Regions from separate parts of the Homo sapiens genome. Here region 2 is linked to region 1. Evidence: read pairs that join two places in POLR2A ChIA-PET (ENCODE). Cell type or tissue: MCF 10A. All regions are shown on one strand. Each heading gives the region's core, and the rest is flanking DNA. Links, peaks and the distances in the headings are about the cores only. Region 1 overlaps MAP1LC3B2 (microtubule associated protein 1 light chain 3 beta 2). Region 2 overlaps MED13L (mediator complex subunit 13L).

What was found. ChIA-PET counts read pairs that join two places held together with the same protein. Peaks named below come from ENCODE experiments on the same cell type or tissue, not always from the same donor. Only the 100,000 strongest peaks of a DNase experiment are listed, where the experiment ranks them.
Region 2: POLR2A ChIA-PET joins it to region 1 with 6 read pairs; 5 of 35 experiments call an interaction of 5 or more read pairs at or near these places.

What each region holds. Positions count from the first base shown.
Region 1 is chr12:116,575,629-116,578,551 of GRCh38, forward strand. It overlaps MAP1LC3B2 (microtubule associated protein 1 light chain 3 beta 2), which reads left to right. Exons shown (of 2, transcript NM_001085481.3): 2 at 214-978. The coding sequence starts at 315. The coding sequence ends at 692. Among named protein-coding and RNA genes, the nearest start is that of MAP1LC3B2, 18 kb to the left of the region's middle. RefSeq lists a silencer at 1,456-1,750. In MCF 10A, for the core only: no CTCF peak of the experiment used is centred there; a DNase peak (open chromatin) is centred at 1,673.
Region 2 is chr12:116,271,633-116,274,555 of GRCh38, forward strand. All of the region lies in intron 1 of MED13L (mediator complex subunit 13L), which reads right to left. Among named protein-coding and RNA genes, the nearest start is that of MED13L, 4.6 kb to the right of the region's middle. In MCF 10A, for the core only: no CTCF peak of the experiment used is centred there; no DNase peak of the experiment used is centred there.

The DNA of each region.
Region 1 (2,923 bases), core at 147-2,646:
AATAAAGCCAAGATTTCCCTTGAAAAACAGTCTTGACTCTTCTCTAATACATGCCAAAGGCTTGAATAAGACCCCAAAATAATGTACTATAGAACAGGTGTCAGCAGATGTTTTCTGTAAAAGAACAGATAGTAAATATATGATGGTGTGTGGCTGTAACATATACAGTTTCTGCCACAACTACTCAGCTCTGTTGTTATTGTGCAAAAATAGCCTTACACGGCCACAGTCGGATTCGCTGCCGCAGCAGCCGCCACCCCCAGGAGCCGCCGGGACCCTCGCGTCGTCGCCGCCGCGGCCCAGATCCCCACACCATGCCGTCGGAGAAGACCTTCAAGCAGCGGCGCACCTTCGAACAAAGAGTAGAAGATGTCCGACTTATTCGAGAGCAGCATCCAACCAAAATCCCGGTGATAATAGAACGATACAAGGGTGAGAAGCAGCTTCCTGTTCTGGATAAAACAAAGTTCCTTGTACCTGACCATGTCAACATGAGTGAGCTCATCAAGATAATTAGAAGGCGCTTACAGCTCAATGCTAATCAGGCCTTCTTCCTGTTGGTGAACGGACACAGCATGGTCAGCGTCTCCACACCAATCTCAGAGGTGTATGAGAGTGAGAAAGATGAAGATGGATTCCTGTACATGGTCTGTGCCTCCCAGGAGACGTTCGGGATGAAATTGTCAGTGTAAAACCAGAAAAAATGCATCTCTTCTAGAATTTTTTAAACCCTTACCAAGGAAAAAAAAAGGGATGTTACCAACTGAGATCGATCAGTTCATCTAATCACAGATCATCAAACAGTAGTGTTCCCACCTAGGAGTGTTAGGAAGTTGTGTTTGTGTTTCAAGCAGAAAAACTGAGCTCCAAGTGAGCACATTCAGCTTTGGAAACTATATTATTTAATGTAGGCTAGCTTGTTTTCAAATTTTAAAAGTTTAAAAATAAAATACTTTGCATTCTAAAAAAAAAAAAAAATTGCCTTACACAATGTGTAAGTGAATGAGGATGGCTGTGTTCCAATACAATTTTATTTATAAGAGAAGTAGCTGGCCAGATTTGACCTGGGGCTATAGTCTGCCGACCACTGGTATAGAACATGGGCATAACGATCTTTTAGAAGCAAACTTCTAAGGCCGATTGAGGTGGCTCATGCCTGTAATCCCAGCACTTTGGGAGGCCGAGGTGGGTGGATCACCTGAGGTCAGGAGTTCGAGACCAGACTTACCAACATGGTGAAACCCCATCTCTACTAAAAATACAAAAATTAGCTGGGCATGGTGGCGAGTGCCTGTAGTCCCAGCTGCTCGGGAGGCTGAAGCAGGAAAATCGTTTGAACCTGGGAAGTGGAGGTTGCAGTGAGCCAAGATCCTGGCATAGCAGTCCAGCCTGGTCGGCAAGAATAAAACTCTGTCTCAAACAACAACAACAACAACAAAAAGAAACAAATGGAAGTATATGTGATTTTAAATAGAAGTATATGTAATGTGCATACAATAAAAGTATACAAATAATTTTTAAGAAGGGAACACCTCTTTGTAAGTGCCACCCAGATGAAGATATACAATGTTACCCAATCCCAAAAGTGTTCCTCCTGCGCCTCCGAGTCATCCCTATCACCACTGCCAAAGCTAACCGCAGATTAGACTTAGAGCCTCCACATTTGTTTTCATTAGTTTTTAACCTTATGTAAATGAAATCATATAGCTCGTTCTTTCACTCAGTGGCATGTTAGTGAGTGTATGTGTGATTGTATGGGTTTGTCCAACTTCAGGCTATATTGCATAATGCCACATGCAGTGTTGCATTTATAGCATTGAACAAATATGCCACACTTTACTTATCTTTTCCACTATGATAATATTTGGGTGGTTTCTAGTTTGAGGCTATTATCAATAATGCCACTATGAACATTCTTGAACATATCTTTGGATCCATATTTACACATCACTACTAGGCATATTCTTGGAGTGTGTATGCTTATGTTCAGCTTTAGGAAATGCTACTAAACAATTTTCTGAAGTGGTTGTACTAATTTGGACTCCCACCATCTGTATACAAGGGTCTCAGCTTCTCTAAGCATTAACAACACTTGGTATTAACAGGTTTTCTTTTCTTTTTTTTTCCTGTAAACTTAGCCATTTTTACATGTGTAAGTGTAAAATTTATATATAGTAAGGTGCAAAAATCTTAGCTTAGTTTTATTTACATATGTAAAAATCTCACTGTGGTTTTAATTGCATTTAATTGACTAATGATATTGACTCCTTTTTGACAGGTTTATTGGCCATTTGGATTTCTCTTTTGTAAAAAGCTTGTGTGTTTTGCCAATTATTTTTTAATTGCATTTTTTTCTTATTAATTTGCAGGCATCCTTTTTAAATATTCTGAATATGAATCCTCTGCTTGATATCTTTAGTTCAACTATCTTCTCCCATTCTGTGGTTTGCATTTTTGTTCTCTAATGGGATATTTTGATGAACAGAAGATCTTAATTTTAATGAAGTCCAATTGATCAACTGTTTGCCCTTCCTTCCTTTCTTCCTTCCTTCCCTCCCTCCCTCCTTTCTTTCTTTCTTTGTTTCTTTCTTTCTTCTTTCTTTCTTCTCTTTCTCTCTTTCTTTCTTTTTCTTTCTTTCTTCTTGCCTCTTTCTCTCTTTCTTTCTCTCTCCTCTCTTCCCTTCCTCCCTCTCTCCCTCCCTCCCTACCTTCCTTCCTTCCTTCCTTCAACAGGCTCCTGCTCCATTGTCCAGGCTGGAGTGCAGTGGCGTGATCTCAGCTCACTGCAACCTCTGCCTCCTGGACTCAAGCCATCCTCCCATCTCAGCCTCCCAAGTAGCTGGGGCCACAGGCAGGTGCACTGCCACCACACTCCGCTAATTTTTGTATTTTTTTCTGTAGAGATGGGGTTTCTTCATGTTGC
Region 2 (2,923 bases), core at 271-2,770, 300 kb before region 1:
AAAAAAAAAGAAACGTTATGACAAAACAGAAATTCTGGTGGCCAACATCACACAACAGTTTGTAAATCAGATCTGCACAAAATACATCTGAAATAAATGACACTAATAACAATGTTGCATGTATTTTTTTCTTCATTTCTACGGTTGCAATGCACAGTTCAATAACAGTAATACCTAATAGTCAACCATACTACTAATTCTCATAAAATCTGTCTAATCTGGCTAACTGGTTAGCTCCTGTGAAATAAATGTATCATTCACTTTCAAAAAAAACACACACACACACAAATCAGTACTCCTACTACTAGCTTAAAGAAGGGGAACATTGTTATTATTGTTATTTTCTTCAATCAAAAATAAGTCGAATGTTTCAAAAAAAATCTACTCTATCTTTGATTCAAAGTTGAGAGACAGCTGAATTAACTGTTCATAAAAAATAAACAATTTTTCTGTTGTCTGTTTCTCTATAAATATGTAAATAGTAATATTTACATATTTTCATTGAGATGAGTTTCATCTCAATTTTAAATTATTAGGCAAAAATAATTATAGAACAAAATTAACTTAGTTATCACAATTTATAGCACTAGTACAAACTGGTGAGAGAGATCTCTGAAAGTGGTAAGGAATACAATTAAAAACCAGGCTGGCCGGGCGCAGTGGCTCATGCCTGTAATCCCAGCACTTTGGGAGGCCGAGGCAGGCGGATCACAAGGTCAGGAGTTCCAGAGCAGCCTGACCAACATGGCGAAACCCCATTTCTATTAAAAACACAAATAAATTAGACAGGCATGGTGGCAGGCGCCTGTAATCCCAGCTCCTGGGAGGCTGAGGCAAGAGAATCCCTTGAACCCGGGAGCTGAATGTTGCAGTGAGCCAAGACTTCACCAGCCTGGGTGACACAGTGGGACTCTGGTCTCAAAAAAAAACCAAAACAAAAAAAAAAAATGATAAGCTATATAAGCACCTGGCATAAATTCAATAAATACATACTATCCTAAACACACCCCCTTGCCCATTCTTCTCACAAAGAATAGGCCCTACCTAACTTCTTCCCAGTGAGTACTTCAAGCAACATCCACAGCAAAATATTTGTAGCATACAGGCCTAAGGTACATTATTGTCTCTTTAAAATTATGAACTCATCACACATACAAATGGCTCTTTAAAACAGTCCAGTAAACTGCTACACTATGCCTTAAATTGCTGTCTATTATGTACTTAAAAATATTTACTAGCAATTGGAGGTTAATATGGCAACTATTACCGGGTGGCAATTATTGCTATTAAAAATATATAAATACTGTAACACCATGTGCTACTAACAACAAAATGCTAAACCGAAAACATACATTAACAAATTGTAAATATTTTCATTACAGAAAATGATAGCCAGGCGTAGTGGCTCATGCCTGTAATCCCAGCACTTTGGGAGGCTGAGGCAGGTGGATCACCTGAGGTCGGGAGTTTGAGACCAGCCTGACCAATATGGAGAAACCCCGTCTCTACTAAAAATACAAAATTAGCCGGGCGTGGTGGCACATGCCTGTAATCCCAGGTATTCCGGAGGCTGAGGGAGGAGAATCGCTAGAACCTGGGAGGCAGAGGTTGCAGTGAACTGAGATGGCACCTTTGCACTCCAGCCTGAGCAACAAGGCGAAACTCCGTCTCAAAAAAATAAAAAATAAAAAGAAAGAAAATGAACCATCATGGAAAAAAATGCTTTAAACATAAATTATAAAATCACAATGAACTGGTACAAAAAAATACCTTGTGTATTTTGGCACTTTGAAAATTAGAGAAATCATTCCCTTTTCCTAATTTCCATTTTATAGTCCACCCTATTTTGTTCTAGCGCAAAAAAAAAAAAAATTCAGACTTTCTACATTTACAACTACCTTCCCATTCTGCAAAAAAATCCCTTAAGACAAAAAGAAAGTAGGTCAACAATAGATTACCTTAAAAGCTTCAAATATAGAACTAATGGTCTTCAATAGGAATTATGTACTAATGGGTGTACTAGTGTCTCAATTCAGCAAGAATTTGAGATTATCACCCAATTATCCATAGTCAGGAAGATTCTAAGCAAATAAAACATGAAAGTGGAGCATACATATCTAAGAACTAGAGATCACTCCCTCATATCAAAGAGCACATATTTAAATCTAGTTAAAGGGCACAAAATCACTTTCTCCATATTAACTCAATAGAGAAAAATAAATGTCTACTTAACATCCAGAAATTATGTCTTCTCACAAGAATGAGTTCACATACCATAGGGTGCACTGTTACACTTTTCAAAAAGGCAGATTTAACACACTTTTAACTGAATGATTAACTGAGTGAATATATAAAAAGTCACCCAGAAATGTGATGGACAGCATAAGAAAATAGTTTTGAGTCAGAAAGGCACAGGCAGGCATGCACTTAATGCAGCAGCTACAAATCTCACAGCAGTTAGAATAAGAAACTTATACAATGACCCATATCATATATACACAATGGCATTTTTCACACGTTAGGAAAAGGGAATGGATGCTGAAAAATTAATTTAAGAAATTTGATTCCGTGCAGTAAAAAATCAGAAAATAAGTAAAAGACTAGCAGAAATCTTAAAGTGTCTGATTGATTGCACAATCAACTTTTGGTAAGCCATAATGAACACCTCAAGGTAATGGAAACTGGGTGGGTATTACCACGGTACAGAACTTAATCTCTTATTTCAATCTAACTAATGAGAGTATCTAGGTAAATTCTTTATAAATACTTTTCTCTGCAAAAAAAAACAAAACAAAAAAAAAAAAAACCCTGCAGGCCAAAAGAAAAAAATGCATGCTATTATTAAACCATAAAGCGTTCTTATAAAAAAACATGATTTTGAACAAGTGATTACATCTCCTTCAGAAATAACTATGATATACAA